Regions from separate parts of the Homo sapiens genome. Here region 2 is linked to region 1. A link is an interaction called in ENCODE POLR2A ChIA-PET data of the cell type or tissue named here. Cell type or tissue: PC-9. All regions are shown on one strand. Links, peaks and the distances in the headings refer to the core of each region. The heading gives the core; the rest is flanking DNA.

Region 1 (2,920 bases), core at 176-2,675:
TTTCTTATAAAGCCTGTCTTACAGCAAATAACTTCTCTGGGATTTTGTGTAGGTTAAGATGACAGAGTAAGAGTAAGCATGATTATTGTTGAGTTACTCTTTCTTTCACCATAATCATCAACTTTGTTTTACGGATAATAAGCTCAACTGAAGCAACAATTCATCAAAAAGCTTAGAAACATTTAAAATTCCACATTAATAATAAAATATTTTACTATCCTTTCAAAATTACAACAAAACACTTAAAATAAAAACATAAATAGCCTTAATAGTAGAATGTATCCATCATAATTAAATAAATATCAATCCATGGCAAGTTGTCTTTGGTATGTGTAGAAACAGCTAAACTATAGACTGATGAATGGAGATCATAAAAATATATCATGAGTTTATACTGGTTTTTCTAATGAAAAATTAGGACCACTGGGTTTTTACTTAAGCTCTCCTATTTTAGCGTTGTATCTGCTTTCTTGGATATGAGTAATTCTGGTTCTCAAGATAGTGGAGATAGCAGAATAAAAGTACCGGCATAATGACTTACTTGTTTTATCCAATATTACAACAGTGAATTAGACCACCAACACTACTACCATGATATGATTACTGTAAACAGTTAACTATTTCCTGTAGCTTTTAATCCTTAGGCTATAGCTAGAGATGTATGGTTGAATTATTGTTTTCTTTTTTTATTTTTAGAGACAGGGTCCTGCCCTGTTGCCCAGGCTGGACTACAGTGGCACAAGCATAGTTCACTGCAGGCTTGAGCTCCTGGGCTCAAGCAATCCTGCCTCAGCCTTCCGAGTAGGTGAGACCATCGTGTGCACCAACATGCTTGGCTAATTTTTAAAAAATTATTTTTGGTAGAGATGGCATCTTGCTGTGTTGCCCAGGCTGTTCTTGAACTCCTGGCCTCAAGCAGTCCTCTCGCTTTGGCCTCTCACAGCTCTGGGATCACAAGTGTGAGCCACTGTACCTGGCCAATTACCATTTTAAAATCACTTGGAATAGTTCCTTCCTGAGTATTACTGTTGCCAAGTGGATACACATTTAGATTCATTTGTACTTTATTTTCAACTTCAATTTGCCTTTAAAATTTTTCATTGATTTTATAAGTAGGTAAAATAACTCCACAGTCAAATCTATAAAACACAGGTATTTAAAAGTCCAGCTTCTATCCCTTTTTCTCATCCTATTCTGTCCTGATCCTTATATGTCAACATTTAAACAATATAAAGATACCCACAAACACGCAAATACATTTACATTTATTCCATATTTTTATATCTGTATATATGTGTGTATATATACACACAAACATCACAAGCATAATACATTTCTTTTCTTTTTGTTTTTTCAGACGGAGTTTCACTCTGTCACCAGGCTGGAGTGCAGTGGCGCGATCTTGGCTCACTGCAACCTCCGCCTTCTGGCTTCAAGCGATTCTCCTGCTTCAGCCTCCCAAGGAGCTGGGACTATAGACATGCGCTAACATGCCCAGCTAATTTTTGCATTTTTAATAGAGACGGGGTTTCACCATGTTGGCCAGGATGGTCTCAATCTCTTGACCTCGTAATCCGCCTGCCTCGGCCTCCCAAAGTGCTGGGATTACCCACTGTGCCCAGCCAACATTTCTCTTCTTTCTTAAACAGTAGAATACACATTTCCCTGCTTTGCTTTTTTCACTTAATAGTAAGTATATCCAGAAGATCACTGCACAATATAGAAAGATGTCATCCACGCTTTTTTTTTTTTTTACAGCAATATGCAGTCCTTTATTTTTAACCTTTACTTCTTTGTGGTAGGTATGACTCTTATGTACTGCACAGGGTTAAATTCTGCTTCATTAGCAAGCCTGAAAATTGTCTGCTTTTATGAATTAACTTTTGATATAACTGAAATTGTTCTCAGTTCTGTTCTTACCATCCTGTCTTATTTATTCAAGCTTTTAACATAAATAAACCAGTGGCAGATTATATTTTCCAAAGATGCCTGCATCCCACATGCTCTTGTACACTGTGACCTTGCAATTTCCCCATCGACAGGTGGAATCTAATTCCCCTCTCCTGGAATCTGGGCTAGTGCTTTGGGTCATTTGTATGCCAAAAAATGTGAAAGTAATCCCGTATGACTTTCAAGGTCAGATTAGAAGAGGCCATGAAGCTTTTGCCTGGTTCTTCTGTAATGCTTGTTCAGTGGAAGCCAGATACCATGTAACAAGACTGTTCTAAAACCACCATACTGCAGAGGTCACATGATGGTGCTCTGAGCCCAAACTTCTAGCCAGTACCACCAACACATAAGACAAGGAGAGCAAAGCCAAACTGGGCCCTCCAAAGCAGCTCATTTGCCACCTAAGTCCCACTAAGTGACCTCAGTTGATGCCAGAAGGAAAACAAGAACCATCTGGCCAGAATCCTGCCTGAATTCCTAACCTACAAAACCTATTAAAAGGCTGTTTTAACCTATTAAGCTTGGGGTAGTATCTCATGAAGCAACAGTAACTGGAGCACAGTCTCACTATATGGTTTGTTCTTTTAAGTGTGTGTGTAACAATTCAGACACGCTTGTCCTTTTGTTCTAATGGCAAACTTTTGTTTGGCTTTTGTCTTTTGGTCTCCTCCTACAAGCAATCTTCCCAGATTGGATTGGAAATACTATCCTTTTATATCCAGTTAAAAACTTTAAAGCAATTAGGAGGCTTATTCTGTTTTCATATTATCCTCAAATTCTGTCCCCATTTTCTAATAATTGTACCTTATCAAAATTGTCAGAGCATATAGCTTTTTCATGTTATATACTCTCTTCCTTATAATCTTCTTCATTAATGCTAACACCAGTCCTTATGTCAGTATCTCTCCTCCTATCATTTTGGATGTCTGCAGGTTGTTCTCTCACCCCAGGAAGTGTTTATACGAACACT
Region 2 (2,920 bases), core at 163-2,662, 210 kb after region 1:
TCTATTCTTTTTTTCTCTTGGAAAAAGACTCCAAAAATATTAGAACAAAGAGAAACTTGTTCCTCCATCCTTAATAAAAAGAAGAGTGGCTAGGCGCGGTGGCTCACACCTGTAATCCCAACACTTTGGGAGCCCAAGGCAGGTGGATTGCTTGAGGTCAGGAGTTTGAGACCAGCCTTACCAACATGGTGAAACCCATCTCTATTAAAACTACAAAAATTAGCCAGGCATGGTGGTGCCCGTCTGTAATCCCAGCTACTCAGGAGGCTGAGGCAGGAGAATCGCATGAACCCGGGAGGCGGAGGTTGCAGTCAGCTGAGATTGTGCCACTGCACTCCAGCCTGGGTGACAGAGCAAGACTCCATCTCAAAAAAAAAAAAAAAAAAAAAAAAGGAATTTAGATGCCCAGGCTCCCACATATTCAGACCGGTGACCATCTTCCCTCACTCCTCCAAAAGGCAAGAATTTGATTTATTGGAGAATAAGAGAAGTTTTAGATTTGGAACTACTAGACTCAGAGGAAGATGGTGGTGCATTATAGTACAGGAAACTAAGGGAAAATCTGTGTATTGAACAGAGATAACTCCCTCACACCCACCTCCTTCTTCCTGCTAGCCATAGCTGGAGTACCCTTCAGAGAGAAAAATGGAATTGCCTCAGAAAGATCAGTAGATACTCATAGTTGGAAGGCTTACAACGAAAGCCTAAGCCATCAGAAAAATGCAAATAAAAACCACAGTGAGGTAGACTTCACACCCACAAGGATGGCTCTGATCAAAAAGACACAGCTGTTACCATCATAACAAGTGCTGCAAAGGATGTGGAGAAATCAGAACCCCCATACACTGCTGCTGGGACTGTAAAATGGTGCATCCACTTTGGAAAACAGTCTGGGAGTTTTTTGAACACTTGGACATGTAATTTCCATAGGATGTGACAATTCCACTCCTAGGTATACACCAAAGACAACTGAAAACACGTGTCTATACACAAATATTCATTACAACATTATTCGTAATAGCTAGAAAGTGGAAACAACGCAAATACCCATGAATTGGTAAATGGAAAAATAAAATTGGTACGCCCATGTAACATAATATTATTCAGCAAAATAAAGAAGTGAAGTACTGATACATGCTATGACATGAGTGAACCTTGAAAACATTATGCTGAGTAAAAGAAGCAAGTTACAAAAGACCACATACTGCAAATTCCATTTAGATGACATATCCAGAAAAGGCAAATCTGTAGAGAGAAAAAGTAGATTAGTTGTTGCCTAGGGTTGAGGAGCATGGGATGGAAGGGGTTGGAAGGTGAGGGCTAAGGAATGAGGTTTTTTTATTTTAATAAAAATGTTCTAAAATTAACAGTGGTTTTGGACTCACAGTTCTGTGAATATACTAACAGCCATTGAACTGTGCAGTTTAAATGGGTGAATTGTATGGTGTGTGAGTTATATCTCAATAAAGCTGCTTAAAAAAAATGTCAAGCTGGTCATTTTATTGCCCTTCAAGAATGCAGACCAGGCCAGGCACGGCCTGTAATCCCAGCACTTTTGGGAGGCTGAGGTGGGCGGATCACCTGAGATCAGGAGTTCGAGACCAGCCTGGCCTATATGGTGCAACCCTATCTCCACTAAAAATACAAAAATGAGCAGGGCGTGGTGGTGGGTGCCTGTAGTCCCAGCTACTCAGGAAGCTGAGGCAGGAGAATCACTTAAACCCAGGAGGCGGAGGTTGCAGTGAGCTGAGATCGAGCCACTCCACTCCAGCCTGGGCAACAGAGTGAGAATCTGTCAGAAAAAAAGAATGCAGACCAATCAATGAGCCTCTCAAATATCTCAAATATACACAGAGCCTCCAATCAGCTCAGCTTTCAACAGGAGGAGCCAACCAAGGGTCACCACACATTATGAGAAGGCTTTCAACCTGAGGCTGGACATGGCGGCTCACGCCTGTAATCCCAGCACTTTGGGAGACTGAAGTGGGTGGATCACTTGAGGTCAGGAGTTCAAGACCAGCCTGGTCAACATGATAAAACCCCATCTCTACTAAAAATACAAAAATTAGCCAGGTCTGGAGGCATGAGCCACTGCACCCAGCCTCACTAGGAAGATTTAAATGTGGTTCTGCCTATAGACAATTTTAAAATTACTTCTCAGAACCTTTCCAAATTTAATATGTATGTGAGTCCCTAAAATTCCTGGAAACAAATAGAAGATCCCCTTAGAGTGAAAAAGTCAAGTTTCTTCCTCCTCCTAATGACAAAACTCCATGTAAAATCACTATTTAGGCTAGGCACAGTGGCTCACGCCTGTAATCCCAGCACTTTGGGAGGCTGAGGCAGGTGGATCACCTGAGGTCAAGTGTTCAAGACCAGCGTGGTCAACATCGTGAAACCCTGTCTCTACTAAAAATACAAAAATGAACCGGGCATGGTGGCAGGTACCTGCAATCCCAGCTACTCAGGAGGCTGAGGCATGAGAATTGCTTGAACCCGGCAGGCAGAGGTTGCAGTGAGCTATTGCGCCACTGTACTCCAGCCTGGGCGACATAGCGAGACTCCTTCTCAAAACAAACAAACAAAAACGAATGGATTTAAACAAGTTGGCAAGTCACTTTGCGTGCCACTACATTTTGAAATGTCAAGGGGGATTGGGATGAGAAAGTAATTCAAGAAATTGCTATATATGATGAAAGACTGAATACACACCAGACCATATATGACAACAGAACTCTGTGATCCACAACCTCTGCAGCAAGCAACCCAGGAAATCAGACAACAACCACTGCAGTAATTGGCCTAAAATAATCAGAACTTGGTCAATGACTGCCAGCTTCCCTATTTTTTTTTTTTTTTTTTTGAGACGGAGTCTCACTCTGTCGCCCAGGCTGGAGTGCAGTGGCGCGATCTCGGATCA

What was found. ChIA-PET counts read pairs that join two places held together with the same protein. Peaks named below come from ENCODE experiments on the same cell type or tissue, not always from the same donor. Only the 100,000 strongest peaks of a DNase experiment are listed, where the experiment ranks them.
Region 2: POLR2A ChIA-PET joins it to region 1 with 10 read pairs; 3 of 35 experiments call an interaction of 5 or more read pairs at or near these places.

What each region holds. Positions count from the first base shown.
Region 1 is chr3:197,091,824-197,094,743 of GRCh38, forward strand. The region is part of intron 14 of DLG1 (discs large MAGUK scaffold protein 1); the gene reads right to left. Among named protein-coding and RNA genes, the nearest start is that of MELTF, 63 kb to the left of the region's middle. In PC-9, for the core only: no CTCF peak of the experiment used is centred there; no DNase peak of the experiment used is centred there.
Region 2 is chr3:197,305,327-197,308,246 of GRCh38, forward strand. No RefSeq gene overlaps it. Among named protein-coding and RNA genes, the nearest start is that of DLG1, 8.2 kb to the left of the region's middle. In PC-9, for the core only: no CTCF peak of the experiment used is centred there; a DNase peak (open chromatin) is centred at 1,215; H3K27ac peaks cover 2,116 bases.